Linked DNA regions of Mus musculus: regions 2 and 3 are each linked to region 1. A link is a loop called in an ENCODE intact Hi-C map of the cell type or tissue named here. Cell type or tissue: heart. All regions are shown on one strand.

Evidence for each region. Peaks named below come from ENCODE experiments on the same cell type or tissue, not always from the same donor. Only the 100,000 strongest peaks of a DNase experiment are listed, where the experiment ranks them.
Region 2: a loop joins it to region 1, with 4 times the contacts of the local background. A loop is called at or near these places in 6 of 42 quality-filtered maps.
Region 3: a loop joins it to region 1, with 6 times the contacts of the local background. A loop is called at or near these places in 17 of 42 quality-filtered maps.

The regions. Positions count from the first base shown.
Region 1 is chr15:61,154,115-61,162,114 of GRCm38, reverse strand. Gm38563 (a long non-coding RNA gene) reads right to left here and starts at 4,958. Exons shown (of 3, transcript XR_875374.2): 1 at 2,925-4,958. RefSeq lists an enhancer at 3,384-4,478. In heart, a CTCF peak has its summit at 4,378 (motif pointing left); DNase peaks (open chromatin) are centred at 524 and 4,404; H3K4me3 peaks cover 993 bases; H3K27ac peaks cover 911 bases.
Region 2 is chr15:62,798,016-62,806,015 of GRCm38, reverse strand. No RefSeq gene overlaps it. Among named protein-coding and RNA genes, the nearest start is that of Gm22521, 8.8 kb to the right of the region's middle. In heart, a CTCF peak has its summit at 3,034 (motif pointing right); no DNase peak of the experiment used is centred here.
Region 3 is chr15:61,392,082-61,400,081 of GRCm38, reverse strand. No RefSeq gene overlaps it. Among named protein-coding and RNA genes, the nearest start is that of Gm24696, 38 kb to the right of the region's middle. In heart, no CTCF peak of the experiment used is centred here; DNase peaks (open chromatin) are centred at 1,071 and 4,651; H3K27ac peaks cover 807 bases.

The DNA of each region.
Region 1 (8,000 bases):
TCTGTACCAAAGCGATTGGTGCACACACCGGGACTTGTAGCAGTCTTGAAGCTGTGCTCTTCCGTGGATGTAGATTTGAAACAAGATCACCTAGGCTATCCCAGGGGAAAGAATAGCAGCCTGGTACAGATATGCTGTACATAGAAAACATAATTGAATAGATCTGCTCTTCTATGCTGATGGGAAGACAATGTTCCTTTAAGCACAGTGTATCTTTATCCACCCGACATGGGTCTTGGCACCACCGCTTCTAAAAGGCAGCACAAAGAGCACCTATTGGATCGTTCCTCAGATATCAAAAATGATTAGACACATAAAGGTACATTTAGCTGAAGTTTAACATAGAGGAAGTGAGTGGCAGGGAGAGCAGGCGTCTGGGCTGCAGTGTGTGTTTTGACCTTGTAGATATTTCCGAAAAGGCCATTTAAAGACAATGGCAGGAGGAAGTCCATTTATGGCCTTCAGCGGGCCAGTGTCAATGGGATCTAACCCTCCCTGTGCTTGCCAGATCCTGTGATAACAGAGACAGCTGGAAGGTCAAAAATAAGAAGAAACTTTAGATGTGCTGCCAAGTATTTCCTTGATGTGGGAAGGCGGGGCCCAGGGAAATTACTCTCCTGACATTTGCCTTCAGGATGCAAGGCAGTGTGCTCAGCTGCAGAGGCTTCAATCTTAGGTGCAATACTACTACTAATAATAAAAAAGTCACTCGCCTGGTATATTTTAATCCTATCTGTATTTTGGTCCAAGAGTCATTCAGGGAAAGTAAATGAAAGCATAGACTGACTCGTGGATCACTGGCCTCAAATTATTTTCAAAGCATTGCTTAGAAACATTGTTATAGTCTAGAGAATCTGGGCTTTAGTTTCCCAAAGGCCTGCATACAAATTCTGGCTGACTTTAGGACTTACAAGCTATGAATTGTTATCAACCTCAAAGTCCTCACTTGGAAATCAAATCCAGGACTGGAAAGATCCGTGTGTGTGTGTGTGTGTGTGTGTGTGTGTGTGTGTGTGTGTGTGTGTGTGCACATGTGTGCCTGTCAGCCCTCTGTCTTTCTGTCTCTGTAGATATGAATTACATGAGTGATTTTAGATTATAAAATGGAAGACAGGATGAAGATTCAGTCCAGCCTATAATTCGAGCTGAATTGAGCAAGGATAGTAGATTTTCCAATTGTCTAACTTGCCCTTAGTAGCAGCCAAATAGAGAAGGCCTCAGCAAACTGTGCCCACAAGCCAAGGTCAGCCATCCTGCCTTTGAAATAATGTTTTTGTTGGATCCATTCATTGATGCCTGTACATGCTTTCTTCTGAGACCATAGAGCAAAGTACTTGTGACAGTGACCATCTGGACTCTTGTCTAAAATGCTACTTTCTCATTGACTGTCATAGAAAGCATCCATTGACTCCTGAGACTGAAGCTGTATAGAACTCAAATAACATAATCATGCCACTACCTCCATCTTTAATGCCTGTGTTCTCCTAAGGCAAAAAAGACAATAGAAGATACAAACAGAATTGATTTTCCAGGAGCCTCAGATTTTTAACCATTTCTCCTAGCAAGCCCCCTTCTCCTTCCTCCATGTCCAACCTCATAGAATCACCCCAGCTTCTGTCTGTTGGTCTAAGAACCAGCAAGCTTAGCTGCTAAGTTGGAATGTGGGACATGTGGGTGCTATGAACAGCCCTTACCTGCCTTCCCGGAGAACTGATTTTATAGAAAGTAAAGTAACTGTGCAAAAGCAACGAAGCTATTAAGATCAAGTTGGAACTCCAAAGAAACCTTTAGTCTGCTTTTGGCCACCATAATGCCCACTTGGTGAAGCCTAATTTTCCCCCCAACCAATCTGGGGTGTTCAGAATAGAAATTTGGCAGGTTTCATTTTGCTTGGAACCTGAAATTCTAGAGTCAGACCTGCCTTTGGTCCTTTGGTCCATAATAACCTGGATGTGTCCCAATTTCTCCAAGGCATTCATTGCTTTCGTTTTGCACAAATTAGGGGGTGTGTGTGTGTAACGAGAGCTTTCTTGGATGATAGTGAAGAGATACCATATCAATCAATTGTTCTCCAACACCACTCCTGTTACACACCACCTGCCAAACTTTCCGAACACTCAAGCTCTATCCTCAGGGCAGGGAAAGCAGAATGTTAAGGTGAAGGTGTGAGCAAAATCATTACGAGGGGAACTCTAAATGATTCTATTGTGAAGTCTGGGCTAAATAGGATGTTTAGAGGTGCTTGCAGGATTGTGACTCAGAGTCGGTCATCAGTCAAGGGCAGCTTATAGTGTGGCCGTCATGTGACACTTACCCAGGGCTGCCAATCCTGCTACAAGCTCTGACTTAACCCACGGTGACAAATAGCTTCAGGTGAAAGTGTCGTTCCACCCACATAATGTACTGCCACCCCAAGGCTTAATGCCCTCCTTAAATCAAACATGGTGACAGTTGCTGACTCTTCTACTTGAAGTCAGTCCCAAATGTGGGTGGTTGTTGCTTCTGGGACAATTGGAGTTAGACACTAACACCTATGAATACACAGGGATTTGGGCCCAAAGAATCCAGCAAACATGGTGCCTGGCCTTTGCGTACCACCAGCTACTTGTACGATGGGTGAGATTTGACTAAAGCTCCTCAGACTGATCTTCTACTCAACTTTCCTTCCATAGACTCAGCAGTGTATGAGTGTGTGTGTGTGTGTGTGTGTGTGTGTGTGTGTGTGTGTGTGTGTGTTAACTAAGGGATTTGCATTCTGATTTCTGGGTCCCAGGTGGCCTTGTTTTAGTCTAGACTGCAGTTAATTCAAAACCAGTACCCAAAACGGTACATTTGGAAGGTAACTCAAGAAACCAGGACAGAAAAAAGCAATAGTAAGTGAAAGAGAAATAGCATAAATACAAAGTGTTCCACATAAATCTCACCACAACAGGGAGCAACTGCAGACTCCCCTTCTTCTCCACTGGAGATTTGCCTCAAAATGATCAGTCTGGGAAAGGGAAAACAAGAAGTTTCAACCCTCTTTAGCGGGAACAACCCTTCCTTTTAGCATTGAACTCCCAAACAATCCAAACTTAAAAACTGAACGACTTGTCATGGGTCAGCCATCCAGAACCCATGGCAGCAATAACACCCTGCACAAATGAGGTAGAATTGTTTGTGTACACAGGGGGCATCCTGTGAGGAGCTACAACAGCCGCCCACACCATCCCTCCAGGGCAGATGCCCCGGGGATGAGGTACAGCACCCACATCACCCAGTGACTGATCTCAGATCCCAAACATGACACCCAGGAGACTGGACTTCCCCAATTGGGAGATCAAACCAAAGCTGCTGCGAGGTCTTCCTTAGGGTCCTCTGCCCTCCATCACTGGAAGATGCAAACTCTAGACATGGGTCATCGTAGCATTCCTATTCTATTCATCCCAGTATTCCTACACAGGCAATAATCGTCCCGAAGGCGATAGTCTCCTGAAGACCAAAGTCATGATGAGAAATGGTTTAAGAGGCGTGGGTGTGAAGTCTAAATGAAGCGAATGGGCTAGGAAAAACAAAATTCCCAGAATGCAAAGCAAACCCCAACAATACTAATAGGCAGCAGAGAACAAGTCACAGCCATGACTCTAGGGCCTTTGCTTAAGCAGACTGGCTGCTACTGCCGAAGTCGGAGCAGAGGAAAGATTTTCCTGGTTGGAGGAACAGGGAGGGAACGCAGCTCTTCTCAGGGATTCAAGGAAACATTCATTAAGAAGGGCAGCAGGATACCCGAGAGCTGTGCCTTTGGTTGTCCCAGAGAAATGAAAGCTGAGAAGCACAGCTCCCCGCTTGTGAGGTGAAGTAGCTTAGCAATTGAAAGACAGCGAGCCATCCGCCCGGAGCAATTATGTTTTCATTATTATTCCCAAGCTGCTGTGTCACAAATCACATTTTCCGTCCCGGGGCATGTCGGTGCACAGCTGCTGATTGCAGGTCCCATCCCTGCACCAGCTGACTGCTCCAGCCTGGCCCTGGGAGCAGCAAGCTGGTGGCTCATTAACCGCAATACCTGCTCACTGACAGCAAACCCAGCGGAACAGATGCCGCGGATTTAAGGACGTTCTCCCCCATTAGAAATGAATACCAAGTTAGGTGCTTTTTCTCCTTTTTCTTCTTCTTCTTCTTCTTTTTTTTTTTTTTTTTTTTTTTTTACTATCAAACTCCTGTTGGGATTTTTCGGGAAAGACCGTGAAGCTCTTGTAGATTTTCCTGTCGATCTGCGTTACAGCTCAGCTGAGACTATTAAAGATGGGCACAGCTTTGATTCGCAGGCACAACTACAAACACACCCAAGCGCCCCTAGCTTTAAAACTGGGAATTTAAATTGCCCAAGCTTTCGATAGTTAGAAGGCCACCATGCTTGTGCTGCCATCGTGTGGCTGATTCCGGAACTGCATCGGAATCGGACCACCAAATTCGACTCGACAAGGACTAATTTGGGCTTCCTCTGCTTTCTCCTCTCTAGTCCTCACTGTCTGCCCCCTGCTCTTTTGAAACAGCTTCTGCTTTGAAGTAGTCTAGTAAAGAAGAAGAAGAAAAGTGGGAGAGAAGTCAATTAGCTAGGTCCCACTGTTTGCAAGTCGGTGTTCATGGGGCTTAGCGTACCTTTCAGTGGTTAATCCTCACAAAAGCCCTCTGTGGCAAAAGCTGTTATTGACAAACAGTCCTCAAAAGAAGCTCACTCCGGATCCAACATTCTTGATCCCTCCATTAGGTGAATTCAAAGTCAAAACTGAGTTCTCTAGAACTTGCAGACTGCGTTTAAAGGCACAAGGTTAATTAAAATGTAGTTCACCTTTTAAGTTAAAAATAAATGTCCTTTAAGCTAAAAAACATTATTTTAGAAACTTAATGTATTACTACCACATCTTTAAGGTCTGATCTGTTGTCTCTAATCTGTAATTTATAGGTTAATGATTTTCATTCTGTAGATAATAGTTTATAAATAAAACAGGTACAAATATTTTTCTCATGATCTCACACTTCTTTGTGGGCCTTCTGTTTCACTCAGAATTTTGAGAACTATTACTACTGAATGTGAATATAATCGAGGCTGGAAATCTTATGTCATCTTTCACAGTCTTGGTTTCCTGCATTGTTTAGAATGGTCCCTTAAGGGGCTAGAGAAGTGGCTCCCTGGTTAGCAGTGCTTACTATTTTGCAGTTTGGAAGACCAGGTGCAGTTCCCAGCACCCACGGAGTGGCCCCCAATCCTCTGGAACTCCAGTTCCAGGTTATCTGATCCCACTTCTGACTGCATTCACCTAAAATCATTTGCTATGAGATTGTGGGTCCTGGTTATGTCAGAAGCAACACTCATAAAATCTCAGTGTGAGCTGAACAGGGACAAAATAGACGTGTTAATGGGGATGGGAGGAGGACCAGGGGGCCTCAACCCTACCCAAAGACCTACCGGTAACTGAGGGATGCTGAGACTGGGAGAAACAGTCTTCTACAGGAAGATATATCAATTAGATATCCAGTAGTATCAAATAGCCCTAAAAGCATGCATACAGGTAGCATTAAACAGACTGAGCAGGCATTAGTTCTCCTGATCCATGGGAGAAGAGTCATTTACATACGGCTCTGTTATTCCCCTAAGGAGGTCTATGGTCTACCCTCTAGGAGGAATCTCCCTGGCCTTGACTGAGGGTCTCAAGCAGCACAGACAAAGTTGCCAAAAGATTACCCCTGTTGTCAAGACATGGTTATTCTCAGTTACATGGCGAAGGTTAAAGGGCGGGGAGAATCCCAAAAGGTATTAACTATATCCCTTAATACTGATGTCATACAAAGAAACTTACTGATTGCTTTTTATATGCCAAGGCTTGGAACTAGATAAAAAATAAATGAATAAAGATTTCTCCTATGTTTTCAAAAAGCCATATTTGAGGTGAGGGAGTGGGTGGATAGGTGAACTAGTAGAAAAAAAGAAACAAAGGCCTGGCCACAATATTCTAATGGCCTCCAGTGATGTAGAGTGGAATCTGTTTAGGTGGCTCAAGGATGTGGTTAAGAGGGGTGGATGCTTGGTGAGGGTCTCATCCAACTCAGACAGATAAAGGTGTGTGATAACTCTTTGGTGTGTCCTGTCTGTGCTCCCAAGTATGCAAGCTGACCCGGTCCCCCCAAAACAATCGAGTCAGATGCCACAGAGGTGGAGGAGTCTCTGGTAGAAAGGACGCATGGAAGACTAGAGGGAAGAAGTTGCTTATAGACATCCCACTCTTCTTTTCTGTACTCAAGTGATGACACAGGCAAACACTCGAGGCAGAATTTCCCAAGGACAACACACTCCCTGTCCCAGGAAACAGGAGCTCACACCCTGAATAAAGGTTCTGCTTCATGCTGCTGCGCCACCCTGTCCCGCCTCCTTCCTGACACAAGGGTGCAGTTTGTTTGAAAGCTGATCTCCACTGGAGGCTTCAAGGAAGGGGACACAACACTGCCAAAGATCCTGCCTGTTCTGTTTCAGCTGTAGCTGACGTTTTGTCTGTCCGCACCGATGAAGTCATGAAGATCACACAATCAGTGGCAAGATGATATTTTCTGTGATAATTTTCTGTGCTTGAAAAATAGGAAAGCTAAGTCTAAGGGATTCTGAGAGCTGCAGCCACACCAAGGCAGGTATCTTGGTTTAACTCTGGAGGGAAAGAAGGCTCAGAGAGGTGATATAATCCAGTCATGTTTGCACAGCATGCACACTCTGCCTCAAAAGGAAACTTAGGAATTTCTCACTGCCCTGTCATTTTTTCAGGGGAAGGAGGAAGGGGTCCTTTGGATAAAATATGCTATTTCTTTTTACAGTCATCAAAAACAAGACCATTGACAGTATTCTTTCCTCCAGGGGGTGAAGGTTTCTAAGCCATTCTACAGCAAACTACAAAACAGGAAGCCTTCTCAAATCCAGAAGAGTCTCAATCAAGGAAAGCTGGTTAGGAGAGGAAGGCCTCCATGAAGACAATTGTCCTTCAGTGTCCCTGTATCCTGATTGTTTTTCCTCCTACCTGGTCCCAAACATCATCTAAATGGAGATGGTGGGGGCACAGCACAGGGCTTATACAGCCAGATTCTCTCTGCTCTTCTCTGTCTAGATCATAACTGTTTGCAGAGAGCAATTGTTTTTCCTGGTAAATAGAAAATAGTCTTGCACTACAAGGAAAATAAAACCACCATTTCTACTCTACCTGGGGAAAACAATCCAGTTAACTCTGGGGACTTACTTTAAAGAGCCCATCATTGTTTTGACTCCAACATGTGCTTAGACATTACTCCTAGTAAGATGGTCTTCTACTTCTATTAACTCCCTTACAACTTTAATGAAGGAGGGACGGTTCGGCGCCTATTTTCTTAAATCCCTTCTATCACAAAAGGTCAGCATGCATTAGCAGAAATATAAATGCATCCTCACATTCTCTGAATGATGTCAAGCTGTTCCTTACTCACATGTTAAACACAGACGCATCACTTTATCACAGGGGAAAGACAGATCAACTCAAATATTTCCCCAACTCGTGGCCACCTAAGCGAGTGTGGAATGGAATATGAGGCTGGCAAGAGCTTAGTTCAGGCCTCAAAGCCACCACCTGATAGAGAATCGTCCTAGAGAGTTATGGTTTATATATGATTTGACACCAAAGACTTGTTCCCACTGTCATGGTGCCGAGAAGTGGGAGGAAGTGGGTATCACTGGGAGGTAACTAGGTTGTAATTAGATTGTATCTGGGGACCGGGTTAGTTTCCGGAAGAGTGGGTGTTATGAAGCAAGCTGACTTTGTGCTTTTGCTTTCCTCTACACTTACTGGATACACACTCCGACCGTGCGATGTCATTCATCCCACTCTGGGGAAGCAGAAGGCATTGGAAGGGTGTGTCCACTCGACGTCGGCCTTTTCAGCTTCTAAAGTAAACAAAAGCAGCACCTTTTCCTCATAAAGGGTCCAAGCTAAGGTGTGTCTAAGACA
Region 2 (8,000 bases), 1.6 Mb before region 1:
TGTTTACAGTAGCAGGCCTGAATTCATTCATTCATTACATTTGGAAGCCTCAAATCCAATCCAAATGTCATATGTTACTCCTATAACCTTCATGTCACTATTGTACCAGCACACACATCTTAGCTAGTAGGTCTGTAGATTACAGAGTTGGCAGCAGGAATACCATTGATTTTGTTTTCTCCCATAGTGGCCTGCATAGCATTACAGATATTAGCGAATTAATAGGAAGTTATGAGGTTAGTTCCAGACTTGCTTTTCTATGTTCTACAACAGAAGTATATTGTATCTTTGGCAATATACTCTCCCTATTTAGTTCTGATTGGCAACCAAGAGCAGTGGCAATAGTTTATGTCATTCAGAGGGAACTCTAGGATCTCTCTGACTGATAACTCATGGTAAAATATCCCTGACATGGTACTAAGTTTTTAATTTAGTAAGTTGTGTCTTCTAGAGTAATCATTATGCCCTTGCAAGTATATGTGCATGCAAGTGCAAACTCCTATTTTATAAATTATATTTTAATGAGTTTATAAAAAGTGGGTTTCTATTGAGGTTTTACATATTTGTTTAGTGTTTTCCAAACTAATATCCACCCCTCCTCTTCCTTTACTTTCCCCCCCATATCCACTTAAAGTTTTAACTCCTATAATCTTTTCTTTTATTTTCATATCATATGTTTATATGTGTTCTACTATGTTCTCTCTAAATGGGGTTTCTTTCTTTCTTTCTTTCTTTCTTTCTTTCTTTCTTTCTTTCTTCCTTCCTTCCTTCCTTCCTTCCTTCCTTCCTTCCTTCCTTTCATCTTTTGGAAGAGGAGTGTTGAGACAGGGTTTCTCTGTGTAGGCCTGGCTGTCCTGGAACTCTGTAGACCAGGCTGCCCTCAAACTCACAAAGATCTGCCTGCCTCTCCACCCCTAGAGCTGGGATTAAAGTTGTATTCCATCACCATCAAGCTAAAGACGGTTTCTTAAGAGGTTCATTTAATGGAGTGTTCCTTGGATCCTGGGGTATACAAATGAGTCTGTAAGTAAAGAGCCAATGGTTGCTAATCTATATGACATGTTTGCTTTTGTTTCACATACTGAGGCTAGAAATTTCATGTAATCTGTCAATGATCATTTGAGGATTTAAGTCTGAAGGAGAATTCAGGTGGCAGTGTATTCTGGGTTGTGGTGGAGACCAAAGGGATGCTTAGAAATGAGAAAGGACCTCCCTATGTTACATTGTCTATAAAAGGAGAGCTCACAGTCAAGAAAGGTTTTACAAGTCTAGCCTTCCCCTTACTCTGACTTCTAAGGATCATCATAACCTTGCTCTGGGGACAGTCTCTCAGGGCTCATCACTCTCTCTTTGCTTAAATGGACTGCTTCAGGAGCAATAATGATGAAGTCTGACCACATTGCCAAGTATACTGAGCGAAAAGCTTTCCCCTCACAGCCTGATGCTTTCAAAAATCATAGACATGTCATATATAACAGTGGTTATTCCTGGAGTATGTGGCTTTGTGGTATGTGGTATGGGATAGATGTTTCAAATAATAACTATTCTGAGAATATACTCGAAGAAGAGAAGCAGTTGAGACTCAGCCAAATCAAAAGATATGTGCAAAAATCAGTTTATCTAGAAACCAACAATGCTCCACACTTCTCATTTATAAAGCACTCCTAGACCTAATATGCATTGTACATCAGCCTAAAACAAACACTTTCTAAGGACCCTTGTCAGCTGGATGAACTACCATAGGAAAAAGAGTAAAGCACAGAAGACTCATCTATACTCCTACAGAGGGACATGAAAACACTCTGCCATTCGGTGGTATTTCTGTCTAGTAGTCTCAGTCTGGAAATCTGCTCTCTAAAGAAATTTCAAAAGTAGTTTCTCTTGAAAAGTAATTAGGGAGCCAGATTTTTTAATGCTTTCCATTTATTTGTAGAAAGAGAGTGTTTTTTTAGTTTACTTACTTATTATTATTTTTCAAACGTGCTCATTCCCAGTTTCCTCTCTGTAAACATCTCATTCCATCTTCACTTTCCTTTGCCTCTAATAGGGTACTCTCCCACCCACCTACCCAATCCTGCCTCACCTCTTTAGCACCCTCCTTCGATGGTACAACAGGCCTCCAGAAGACCAAGCATCTCTGCTCCTGTTGATGCCAGATAAGGCAATCCTCTCCTACATATGTAGTGGGAGCCATGGACTTACCCATGTATACTCTTTGCTTGGCTTGGTCCCTGGAGAGACCAGTTAGTTGATACTGTTTTTTTCCCCCTATAGGGTTGCAGTCCCCTTCAGCTCCTTCAGTCCTTCCATAACTTTATTTCTTATACAGTATGTCTGAAATATTTCTTCCATTTGAGGTATTGATTAACTACTTTTCAACATGAAAAAAAAAAACCTTAAATTCCTTAGATGTCAATCTTCTAAAGGTAACTTAAACATCACAGGCGGGGAGAGTTAGTATATTACTGAAGGCAATGCACTGAAGTTGGGGCTCAAGATACCCAACAGAAATGACTGTTCTGTTCCTAGCATCGCTTCGGTTCTATATTTTCGTCAGCTTCTGTACCAGTTTCCTATCAGATTCTTTTGTTTTTGATGAAAGCCAGCTTTGAAATTTTGCCATCCCAAATTACTTGGATACTTAACTGATTACTGAGAGGCAGTCAAATGGAAGTTGGTAATCTGTGCCAAATTACGAAGACAGTGATCAGAACTAGGGACACTCTCAGAACAAGGATGCTCCAAAGATCCAAAGAGCCGAGTTACCTTTTCTAGAGCTAAGGGTTTGGATTGATCATTTTCAAATGACTGAAGAAATGCTTTGTTTAAAAAGAAAAAAAAAAAACAGTAAATTGAGCATAAAGGTAGAATTTAGGTGTCCTTGTGAAACAAGAGAGACACCTGCTTTGGGAAAAACTGGAGAAAGAACCTCAAAGTCATAGGGAGGTTTAGAGCAAATGCTGTTTGGCATAGAATGGATGTGGTGAGTACCAACAGGCATGCTCCTACCTGTGGAATACAGACTGCTTGGCCACTTGGTGGAGGTGTTGGAGAAGGTATTATGTATCACCATAGAGTTGAGCTCTGTGACCTGACAGTGCCTTTGAACTCTGAAATATTATAAGCCTACAAATTTAAATCTAGTCTATTCTGGCTGAGGAGCTTTGCAGGGTAAGGTGGAACTTTCAGTAAAAGAAAAACAAAATCCAAAGAAATGGTCTTTAATACCAAAAGACTAGAATCACTGAATGTTGTAGCTAACACAGAACTTACCAGAGGTCTCCTCAACTGCCCCTCACTCTAAAAATGCTCATGCACAGGCCTTGAGAGTTTAAATGACCTAAGCAAACTGACATCATGTGGGAGTTCAGATTTCAAATGAGAGTTGAGATAAATATACATATGTTCCACAGAACTCTTCCAGGAAACTCTATTTTAAGAGAGCTGTAATAATCCACTCTTCCAATATTTTGTTTACATATAAAGCACACTTGGCTCTTTTTGTTCAATTTGTCAATGATTCATGATAATCAAAGGGTTGAAAAGCTCATTGGAAATTGTCTTTACGTCCAATGATACCTTTACGTTTCTGAGAAAAGTTTAGGAGCTTGTGCAAGCTTGTTTTTTCTCCTTCTGTAACAAGACAGTCTAAGAAAAACAAACTTAGTGGGTGGGTGAAAATATTTGTTTGATTTATACTTCCAGGGTATAGTCCATAATTGAGTAAAGTCAGGGTAGAAACTGAAGCCATAGAGGAGTACTACTTACTGGTTAAGTCTCTGGCTTCCTCATCTGCCTAAGGATAGTGCCATTCACTGTACTGGATTTTCTCATTCTGATTATTAACCAAGACAATCTGTCACAGATAAAACAACAGACTCACTCACCTGATGCAAGGAAATTCTTCAGTTTCAGCGTTTCAAGGTGAATTTAAGTGCTATTAATAAAAATAATAAACAATAAACTAAACAGGACAGGAGTGGATCAGTAAATTAGCAAGATTTTTAGAATGGCTCCAGACAATCATTCCTAAATTTGCCTGGAAAGACAATTTGTAGGGTCCTTAGGGGGGATTGAAATGAGCTTGAAGAATCTGATTACAGGTAACAGTCATCCTCTCTTGGCATACAGCCAACCTAAAAGCCTTTGAATAACTTCCCATACTCACAATGGGGTAGAGGATGGAGGCTGTACCAGCGATTTCTCATTGTGAGAGCTTTGAGAAAAGTTCCTACCACAAGCACCTTTGTGGATTTGTAAAACAGCCAAAAGCAATCCAAATAACCGTGATGGGATAATCCTGGAAATATCTTTAAAACACCAACTTTGAAATAAATTGAGAAGATTACACAGAGTCCTAAAAGTCTCCACACTAGAGGGAAATGGTCAGTCTGTTCTGGGTCCCCTAGTTCTAATGTGAGTTCACATCTATAGGCACTGAACTCCTGAATCCAATGCTACTTATACTAACTTACTCAGTGAAAGCAGATAGTTCATTAATAATCAGCATGTGTAGAAGCCTGTCACATGGCAATGACCAAGGCTTGTGTTTCTCATCGGGAGGAAGGACAGAGACAATCCCGGGTAAAACATAAGTGTATCTCTTTGAACTCTCTGATCAGAAGGAAATAACACATTTTCAAATTTATCTTTAAGGTTCTAATATAGATTTGATTGATATCTTCTATAATTCATCCAGGTTTTTCCCATGATATACCATACACTCCACAATTTAAAGCTGAACTGTGATTCTGGGACATTCCATCATTATAGGCACCTATAAACTGGTTGTTTCTTCTCCTGCAAATACACCCACTGACAGTGGTATAGATGTGTGAATGTGGAGTATACAAGTCAAAGTATAATTTTAGAACTGTATCTTTCACATTAGTAAGACAATTTACTTCACTTAACCAGGATCCAATTTGTTTAACTAGAGAGAAAGTGTCTTGCTTTGGTGAGCAATGCTGCCCCAGAATACATGAGTTGCTAAATGACAGTCTCAGCACCAGGCATTCAAAAGCAAGGCAGGCTAATGTCATTGCCTAGCATAACTAGATTGCAAAACCTTTGGTTGAATACACGATATATTTCAGATGCAGTACCTAGAGAAATAAACCTTGAATGACCATGAAACTGTTTTCCTGTTGGTCAGCTTACATAGTGCCAGAAGATGCTGTGCAGGCTGCTGAGGACAGAGGGGGAGGGAAAAAGAGGAAGAAGAAGAAGAGAGAGTGAGCATACATATAAGATGCCTATAGCAATGTTTGCTATGTGTATGTATTTAATGCCAGTTGACATTATCAACATATTATTTCTTTTTGTTTCTTTCCAAAAATTTGAGAAATCACTTGAATAAGGCTAAGTGAAAGAGACCTGTAGCAGTTGAAAGCGCTGGGGATTCAGTCAAGGTTTTAGCTCTGGGAAGATTTACCAATTAACTCTAGACTGGCACCAGAGTTACATGTATTCCTGCTTAGACCTGCTCTCCTGTAAAATATCATGGAATATAATTACATGCTTTAATTGAATATAACACCAGTTAACTTAGTGAGTAATTTTTGCAATATGTGTAATGTTTTCTGTCACTCCCTATTCTTTTCAATGCAGCTTAATTTAGCCCACAGCTTTCTACCACTACAAGCTTTAGAAATGGGTTTTCCCCAGTCTCTGTGTTTGTGCTTAATTGCATCTTTATTTCTTTGAGAAAGGAAGGGAAATGGAGAAAGGAAAGGGGATGGGGAGGAATCACAGCACACCTTAACATTACTATTGCTTATAACTTTTGCTTTTAAGTTTGGGTAATTAAACTCAATAAAGGTTATATGAATATATACTCTAGAGCAGAGAGAAATAATCAATGAGGAGAGAAAAGAAGAATAAAAAGAAAATTCTTAAAGACCTCTAGATTCAGCAAGTTGCCCTAAGTCTTTAGGTTCTTAATGCTGAGAAGGCCGGGACAACAGGTCCTGCCTCCAAAACACATCATCTTTCATGTCTGTCAATTTCCTGCACACCCACACTGCTTTCACATAAATGGGGACTTGAAACTTTTAGTATCACTTGAGAAGAAAACCTCCTAAATAATAATAATGAAATGATCAGGAATAAACGTCCAACTTGAATTAGTATTCTAGCTTACATCTAATTCCCTTGTTACAGACATGTTTGCTTACTGAGATTTAAAGACATGCAAAATGGTCTTTATGTTTTCTTTATATTCAGTGGTCAGTAAAAGAAAGTCAAACAAACTAGAACAGAACAAGTTCTTAACTTTTAGTGGAAAATTTCATCCTTTCCTTAATTTTGAGTGGTATTGAACATCTTAAATTCAAATTTGTACAAAGGAATCCATACTAAAACTTAACATTGAAAGAGTGTATCTTTTATCTTGGAAATTAAACAGCAAACTTCCTCCAGAGCCAAACTATATAATCTACAGACAAGTTCTTTTTTGATCTATTCAATGTGAGTGGTAGATCCTTGTCATTTTACAATTTGTAAAGAGTGTTACGGTTTGTAAAGAGCTTCTTAGGACAGGGAGGCAGGAGTGGGTGGATGGGTGGGGAACACCCTCATAGAAGCAGGGCAAGGGGATGGGATAGGGGGCTTCAGGGGGCCAGAGATAACATTCAAAATGTAAATAAAGAAAATATCCAAGAAAAAAGAAAAAAGGAGTTTCTTGTCTGAGAAGGGCTAAGAGATAGGCTGGCTATGACACATCATAGGTACTAGCGAAGAGAGATGAAATAAAGCTCTTGGAACATGAGTTGAGGAGCAATTACACAAAGGTCATTGCCAATATTAGAAATGAGCAAACCAAAACTAGAGTAATTAGTTCTAGTCCACATTAAAACTACAGATAGATGGCTATGGTCAAGATCAAGATGGAAGAAACACAGAGTGATGTGACATTCCATACGAGTCAAGGAAAGTACAAGAAGAAGGAATTCAAGACGATTTGAACTTGAAAATGTGATATATAATACAACTTGGGAAAATGAAAGTCTTTTTTTTTTTTTTTAATTCTCCTTTGGCCAAGAATCATGACTACAGAACCTCCCTTGAGAGTGGGGTTTGGTGAGTCGCCTGGACAGCAGGACTGCTGGCAAAAGTTTTTTGTAAACCTCTCCTTAGGACTGGCTCTGGATAAGTTTGGCAAACAAAAATCACTGTAATAGTAGACCCCAGCCCTCGAGGAATCTATTTTTAGGTGTTATTTCTCAACTATAAATTTTAATCCATTACATTTTATATTATATTGCCTGCAAATAAAACTTCCCTAGGGCTTATATACACATACATACATGTATATGTATATCTATTTATACATATATGTCAATAAACACCAACACTAATATTATTATCTATATTCCCTACTTGTTTTACCCTGGTTATATTCCACCATTGAAGGAAGTCAAAGTAGGAACTCAAGGAAAAAAGACCTGTCTTGCTTTCTAACTCACTTATTAACAGGCTAATATTTAGCTAGATTTCTTACATGTCCCAGGACTACCTGAGTAGAGATGCTGCTGTCCACAGTGACTGAGTCTTTATAAACCAATTAATAAGCAAGATAACTATATATAAATATGCTCACAGACCATATTCTAGGCCTAGAAAATGCATAAATGGAAGCTTTTCTCTCAGATGACTCTAGGTTATGTCAAGTTAACAAATTTCATATTTTATTTATATTTTATATATATTTATGTATTATATAGTTATTTATACTTTATAAAGGAAACCAAGGGTCCAGGTTATTTAACCTTGTTGATCTTTCTGTGGAGTCCCTATCCACTTAGGGTCCCTCAATTCTCCCCGCAACTCTTCCACAAACTCCCTGAGTTCCATCTATTGTGGATCTTTTCATCTGTTTCAATCAGCTGCTGGAAAGAGCCTCTCAGAGAACAGTTATGTTAGACTACCATCAGAGAGCATAACGGAGTATCATTAAGAATGTCAGGAATTGGTTCTTGTTCACTGAATAGGTCTCAAGT
Region 3 (8,000 bases), 240 kb before region 1:
ACATTCTGGCCACAAAGTGAGGATGGACTGAAGAAGCAAGACTTGGTAGATAAGAAGCCATTTGGGAAGTAGACATTTTCATTTAGAGACTATAAAACCAAAAATACTTGTCAATCATAGAATTCTTTTGGAGGAATCATGGGACACAAAGGGCAGAAGTTTTTAAGATACCAGAAATGAGGCTGCACAGGTGGTTTAGCAGTTATCAGCCCTTGCTGCTTTTATAGAGGACCAGTTTCATTCCTAGCATTCATGCCTAATGGTTTACAATCACTTATGCTTCTAGCTTCCATGACTTAGTATAGTCTTCTGGCCTCTGTGGGCACTCACATGTAGCATGCCTCCAACTCTCATCAATACTATGGTACCAGTCATCAATACCATCCTTCTACATAGTATCTGAGTCAGAAATAAGTTTTATAACTGCAAGGGCATGGTTGTACATACTTATACTCTGAACATTTAGGAGTAAGAGGCAGGAATATCAGGAGTCCAGACCAGCCTCTAATGCATAGTAATTGTGAAGCCATTTTGGGCCACTCCATCTCTCCGTACATATATATATATATATATATATATATATATATATATATATATATATATATATAAATCAACCCAAATTAAAGCAGAACTATGGGAAGACCTACTCATAAAAAGTTTCCAGAAATGCCAAGGAGAACATTCCAAATGACTGAAGATAGGAATTACATGTCACCCTTCTCCAGTTACCAAACTTATAAACAGGCCCTTTCCCTCCTTCAATTTCAATTCAAATGTCCACATCGTCTGCCAACTGGCCCAGGGTTGTAATGAATAGCCAGTACCACATGCCTGTTTTCTCCAGCTGTAGCCTTCCTCTAACCTGTTCTCTTTCCTGACAGCTCTCATTCATTTCTTCTGGAGTGTGTACCACCTACCCTGCTTCGTTTTTTTCAATTCATGGAAATGAATCAGATCTGTGATGGCGTCATTCAAAAGAGAAAGCTAATTAAAAAGGTCCCCTTTCCTTCCTTTCAGAGACCTTGCAGTAGTTTCCCCTTTTAGGAGACACAAGCCAGGAAGGAAGTTCTTCAGCACATCTGTGAATAGGGGTGCTGGCTCCAGTCTGGAGGAAGCTGAGTGATGACCATTCCTGGTTAAGATTGTAGGTCCCAGGAGATAACATTTCCAGCTGCTTTGTCTTTCCCAAGGTCAGGATGAACCAAATAACCACAGGGTACTCCAAGCAGAAGCACCAAGATAAACACGAACATTAACTGGAGCATCATCGTGACTGAGTTGTAACCTGCATGGAAGGATTATCATGATAGTAAGCACAAATACTTCGGGTACTGTTATTGTCAGGGCCCTGTGTAGGTATTCTACATGGGTCCATTCCTTTTTATATTCCTGTCTGCCAAAGATCTCCCATTTCAAAGATGTAAAGCTAATGTATAAAAAGTCAACCAACTAGCTCAAGGTTATTGAATCAGGCACTGTCTGCACTAGAATCCGAACTTGGTCTCTTTGGTTTGTGGCACATCTCCTTCACCCACTTTATTGCTTGCTGATCCACTCTTTTCCCCCAGGACTTGGACACACAAGTAACTATAACTCAGTTTGAACTGGCAAGAAGGAAATCGTGGCCAAACAGGACTACTAATATTGTAGGGATCCAAAGAAAACAGAAGAACATTTGAATCAATTACTAATGTTTTAAAATTGTGCCAATTCACATAAAAGTACATCCTATTTTCATTTATTTTTAAGGAGGTTTGGGAAAGACTACACTTGGTATTGCAAAGCAACAGTTGGTTACGTTATTTTGACTGAACCTTGCTGTCTTTAGTCGGCATCTGGTTTCCCCTCTCCCAACTGAATCAGTTGACTTTGTGTTTCTCCTCATCTAATTCGCTTACTCTACCACCTGACAACATATAGAAAGTCTTGTGAGTTTGTGAATCTTGCTTTGTAGTGAGATGACCTAGCTTTTAGTCCATAGTGAAGCTGTACTATATTATCTTTGGGAAAAATCCCTAAATATGTCCAAGCTCAATATTCCTTCTTTAAAAAATAATTGAGAAGATGTTCTTGGGTGATCACACCTGAGTAAGAGGACAAGAGTCAAGGCCTGAGTTCAGGTACTAGAATCCACGTACTGGCCAGAAATGGCCACAAATTTCTGGAATCCCAGAGCTGAGGGTAAGACACAGAGATTGGGAGTTCCAGTAGGAGCTTATTGGCCAGGCATTTTAGCTAAAAAATACATTTCAGCTTGGAATTCAAAGAGTGATTCTATAATGGGACATTCACTATTCTTCTCTAGTCTTTGTGTATGTCCATAGGAGTGCAGGAGTGCACACACACACACACACACACACACACACACACACACACACACCACAAATAAAGGGAGTAATATTAGAGCTAGTTTGTCTGTGTATTGGGTAGAAAGAGTGCCTCTCATGTCTGTCTATGGCTGCTGTTAGCCATGTTAAGGTAAGTTGGTTGGTGACCTTGAATGCAAAAAGCCACCATTAACTCTTGACAATCAAATGATGATAGTTTCTAAAGCACTTTATGTTTCAAAATTGCATCTACCTATAATGACTTATTAGCTGCTCAGAAAAGCTGTCAGTGGTGGTACATAGTATAGGCTGTATACTCTGCCATAGGCTGTTGCTTTCTCTAAAACTGGAAACTTAAAATTAATAATTTATCTACTTTTGTCCAACCATGAAATTTCTGAGTTGCTATGAGACTAAATCTGAATCACCTTCGGCAGACTTGTCTTCCAAGACATTGTGATGTTTTGTTCTAAGTAGTTTCAGCCACAGATGCCAAAGTTCTCTCTTGAGTCATCATTTGACATTGGGCTTTCAGAATCTCAAAAGAAAACTTGAACATCATTACAGTAGACTCAGAAATGCTCTAGGCAATGAACTCTGGCACTTATACTATCGTCTGCCATTGACTACAGCGTAAAGCCTCAACTGCTTTACTCTTAGTATACTCAGAGTGTTACAGAGATAAAGTTACCTGCTCAGCCAACTTCACTACATTGCTATGAAACTACTGAGAAATCAGAGACAGCACAATGTCACTAAGTTACTGTTAGGGTATGGATATCTTAGCCTCTTAATAAAACACTAAACCTCTTTCCTTTTTAAATAAAACGTTCTCATGTATTTCAGACTGGCCTCTACTTCTAATCTATCTCCACTTCCTGAGTGCTGAGATTATTGGTGCATGCCAGAATGTCTGTTTTTATGTGGTGTTAGGTATGGAACGCAGGGCATCATACATGTTATGCAAACACTCTACAGACCACATTACATATCTAGCAAGATTAAGTTTTCTAAGGATGTCGTGGGACATTTTTCTTTATTCATGCAGAGGTATATGAACTATCTTTACAGTAACATATTGGTCATCAGGAAGTTTCCGATAGGGTGGCAGAAAAAGGAAATTGGTGGGTTAAAGAATAAACCACCAACAAAAGAGTACACATGGGGGAACTCATGGCTCCAGATGCATATGTAGCAGAGGATGGCCTAGTCGGTTATCAATAGGAGGAGAAGCCCTTGGTCCCATGAAGGCTCTATGCCCCAGTGTAGGGAAATGCCAGGGCCAGGAAGCAGGAGTGGGTGGGTTGGTGAACAGGGGGAGGGGATAGGGTTTTTTTTGGAGGGGAAACTAGGGAAGGGAATAACATTTGAAATGTAAATAAAGAAAATACCTAATTAAAAAACAGCAAAAAAAAAAAAGAATTGTTAAGAAAAACAAATAAGAATGTTGTTAAAATTGAATATTCTTTTTCTTTTATGTGTGGGTACCCATACATGAGACTTTACAGGGTGCACATCCATGACAGATCCCAAGTCCAGACTGTCATGGCAAAAAGTTAATGATGAACTGAAGGAAAACTCTGGGATTAGAGGAAGAAGATGTGGCCCTAAATTTTGCACAGATCTTTAGAAACTGTATCCAAATTGAGTGACTTTATTTTCTGGCCTTCATTAGATTGTCATGATGAAAACAGGTTTTGGAAGTAATGTCTCTAGTAGAGGCTGTCCCTCTCATGACCTTTCTTACACAAAAGTTTTCACGATAGCTTTTAACCAGTGTTGCCTTTCCCCTCCTTCTCTGTCTATTCTTCTGTTGCTTTAGTGATTCTAGTAAGCTGAGTTTTCTTCCCCTCACCCCAAATCATCCTGACTACTTGAGGACATTTCTTCTCCTTATGCTGAAAATCCCCAAGAAGTAAATGGAGGGTCTTACCAGCAAGATTTACATAGTGTTACTTGGTTTCTGCCTTGGGAGCTAATGTGACAGGAAGTGTTTGAATGAGCTGTGCTGTCCTTACAGAGGCTCAGACTGGATCCAAGAAGAAAAAAAAAATGTGGTCAAACTAAACAAACAAACGGCTCACTGGAGAATGGGAAAGAAAAAAAAAAAGAAAGAACTGGCCGCTTGTTCTTTTTCTAGCTAATGAATTGAATTGATGCAGGAACTTCATCGTGTTCTCAGGGAAATCCTGTTGGCTGGGTCTCACTCCTCAGAACTACTAAATTTAGGTCACAGCTCAGTGGAGAACAATTACAGATCCTTAATAAAAGATAATTTACCCAGTGACAGCCAGCAAGACAGCTGGGCAGGCGTTCTTATTTTCTTGCTAATGTTGTGGGGGCTGGGGACCCTGTGTCGGGCTACGTGTTGACAGAAGGTTATGTTCTGACCTTGCACATCCGTTGGCTCATCTGCAGTGTGGTGTATGCCACCCCAAGTGATCCGAATGACTGAAAGCTACCCTGTATGGTTTTCTCTTCTCTTAGCCCCCTCCCCCCTTTAGTTTTTAATTTAGTTTTATAGTTTATAATCAGAGTCTCATGTAGACCAGGTTGGCCTTAAATCTTCTCTGTATCCCTGAAAATCTGATCTTGCCTTTACTCCCCAAGTTCTGAGATTTTAGGTGGGTACCTCCACGGCCAGTGTATGCACTGCTAGAAATCAAGCCAGAGAGCTTCGTGCAACATTGAGTTTTCTGCATCATGCTACAGTGAAAAGAAGCTGAGAAAGGACAGTTATATAGTGCAGGAAGAAGGAAGTAAGAAGGCATATTGTGCCTGCTTTTGAGTTCCTGGCACTTACCCGCCTAGCTTTCCTTCCATGTACTGCCTCTGCTCTTAAACCATGCTGGGTCTCCCGAAGGCGTTCACATCCTTCACTGTCTATGTCCTTGTTAACTCTTCTCCCTAATCTCTCCCCCCTTTGAATAGTCCATTGCTGATTTAAAACTTAGGCTATTTGTAATCTTTTTTTTTTTTTTTTTGAAACTTTCCTGTCACTCTTCAAGACATGATGTGACATCTTCATGTGCCTTGCCTTGATGTTCTTCATTAGAATGCTACCGGTCAAGTACAGACTATGCCATCATATTTTTGGTGTCTAGGATCATAAAACATCATGTTCTTGGTGTCTCGGTATAACACACTGCATTGAAGTCTCAGTCCTAATGACGTCTTGTTCCTGAACACAATAGGCATTCCCACGTGATACTCTCCCAATGTTAGCTGAATGCTTCTCTTTTCTGAGAGTTCTCTAGGAATTGTGTGCAATGGATTTTGACCATTATCATGTTCATACTGTGATCTCATTCCAGATGTATTCCCCAGTCCCTACCCACCCAACACTGTATTTGTCTTTTGAAAAACTGAAGTCTGTATATTGTGCTGCACATATATTCCTGGGCATGTGGCCTTACTCTGGAGCTATACCCTTAAAACCTTGACTCTTCCTCTCCCAGGATCTTTCAGTCACCAAGAGCTCTTTTTTTCTTTTTTCTTTTTTGGTTTTTGGTTTTTTTCAAGACAGGGTTTCTCTGTGTAGCCCTGGCTGTCCTGGAACTCACTCTGTAGACCAGGCTGGCCTAAAACTCAGAAATCTGCCTGCCTCTGCCTCCCAAGTGCTGGGATTAAAGACATGTGCCACCAGCCACCACCAACTGGCTATAGCTCTTTAGATAGGGAAAGACTCCATGCTTTCCTACACTCTCCATACTGTGATTTTGTTTGAAACGGGCTCCTGCAGACCTTGCATGTACTGTCATAGTTACTGTGTGTTTATATGGTCATCTACTCTGTTGTATTCAGACAACACTGTTCCCTCACAGTTCCTTAATCCACCACCTGCAGCACTTATAGTCTTACTGCCTCTGCCCAACCAATGGTCCGTGAACCAGAGGAGGGATGGCCCTGGGAGTAGGGATGCTACATAGATGTTTTATTTTGGGTTGAACATCACATTGTAACCTTCTTCTCCCTTTTGATGAGTTGTTTCTTCTCAGTATACCCGTGGGGTTGTGGGTGAATTTGTCCCTCTTAAAGGGATAAGACGTTCTCATTCCTCTCTGTACAATTCTGGAATTTCTTGTCGTTTGTTTCCTGAAAGCCTAAGGAAAACACAATCTTTAGTTTGGGAACCAGACCTTCCATTACTGTGTGCATCCTCTCTAGGATGCCTGGATGTGCTGTCCCACCTGCCTTCACACCAGTGTACAGTCTTTCTCATTGGAGGAAGATTTACATGAGCATGGGTTTCCAGATCTACTCTTCTTTGTTCTTATTTACAAACAGTTTTGGATAGCATTTGTAAACATTAATCCTTTTTCTTTCATTTCATTTCATTTGCTTATCCCTTGCTTATTCTTCACACAATGACTGAGTTCTCACATTCTTCTAAGATCCACCTCTATCCTCCTTTCCAGAGCACTCAGTGGCTACTTCTAACAATGTCCTCACTCTTCAGTGTTTGCAAACGTTTCTTGATTCTGAGCACTTAGAAAGTAGGAATTAAGGATTACTGAGCAGCTTAGACAATCATTTAAAACAAATATATTTTTAATGAACTAATACATGTAAATGAATGAGCTATGAAAATGTAAGCAGGGATAAAGGAAGAGTGAAATTAACTTTACAGTTTTTACCTTATCTCAGTCACAGAGCCTAAGATTAAAAATGTAAGTGACAACCAATCTTGAAAAGAATATATAGAATGGGAACCTTTATCCTCTGTTGGTAGAATGGCAAAGTGGGGTGATTATGTTATAAATTAATGTCGAGAATCTCCTAAATGCCAAAAATTTATACTATATGACCCACACATACCCCTCCTTGTTATATACCCAAAGGACTCAATATTCTACTACAGAGATATTTGCTCAACTATACTCATTGCGACTTTATTTACAGAATTATAGAATGAAAGCAGCCTAGATATCAATCAACCAATGAATAAACAATGAAATCTTTATAAAATATATAAAAAATGGAATTACATTCTAGTATAAAGAAACATGAAATTTATAAGTAATGGATGGAAACTGGAGCTATTATACTAAGTGAGCAACACAGATCTTCAAAAAAACCCAAATGCCACATATTCTTTCTTATCCATGGATCCCAGCTTTGAAAGGTTGAGGTGGGTAGGGAAAATGGGTGTGTACAAACAGTTTAAATATTCATGTATGAAATCCTCAAGTCATGAAAAGTAAAAATATGAATACATGCTCAGCAGTCAAGATCACAACTTGAAATTGTTACAGAAACAATGGAAAAATACTCAGATATGTGGTCTAAGAAGTTAGAACTCTATTTATATTTATAATTAGTATAAATTTATACAAGTTTAGTAAGACTGGGGAGGAAAGATTAAAAAGAGTATGTAATTTTATCTACCTATGCTTAATACAATCTCGCAATACATTGGGAAATTTTCTGGAATATCAAGCTTAGTTTCCCAATGCAGTATATAGTAATTTCACACCTTAGTGTAAAGTTTTCTACCTTATGAGTTTTAGTATGAATTTGCTATGTGATTTCAAAGTACTCTAAGGGATATTTTGAAGGTCAAGTGAAAGAAAAATATGAAAAGACGAATCTCTTGATTTATACTGAAAATGTTGAGCTTCTTTTCTTTCCCCCAGAACTATCCCAAGCTGGAGATATGGATGGACATTTAAA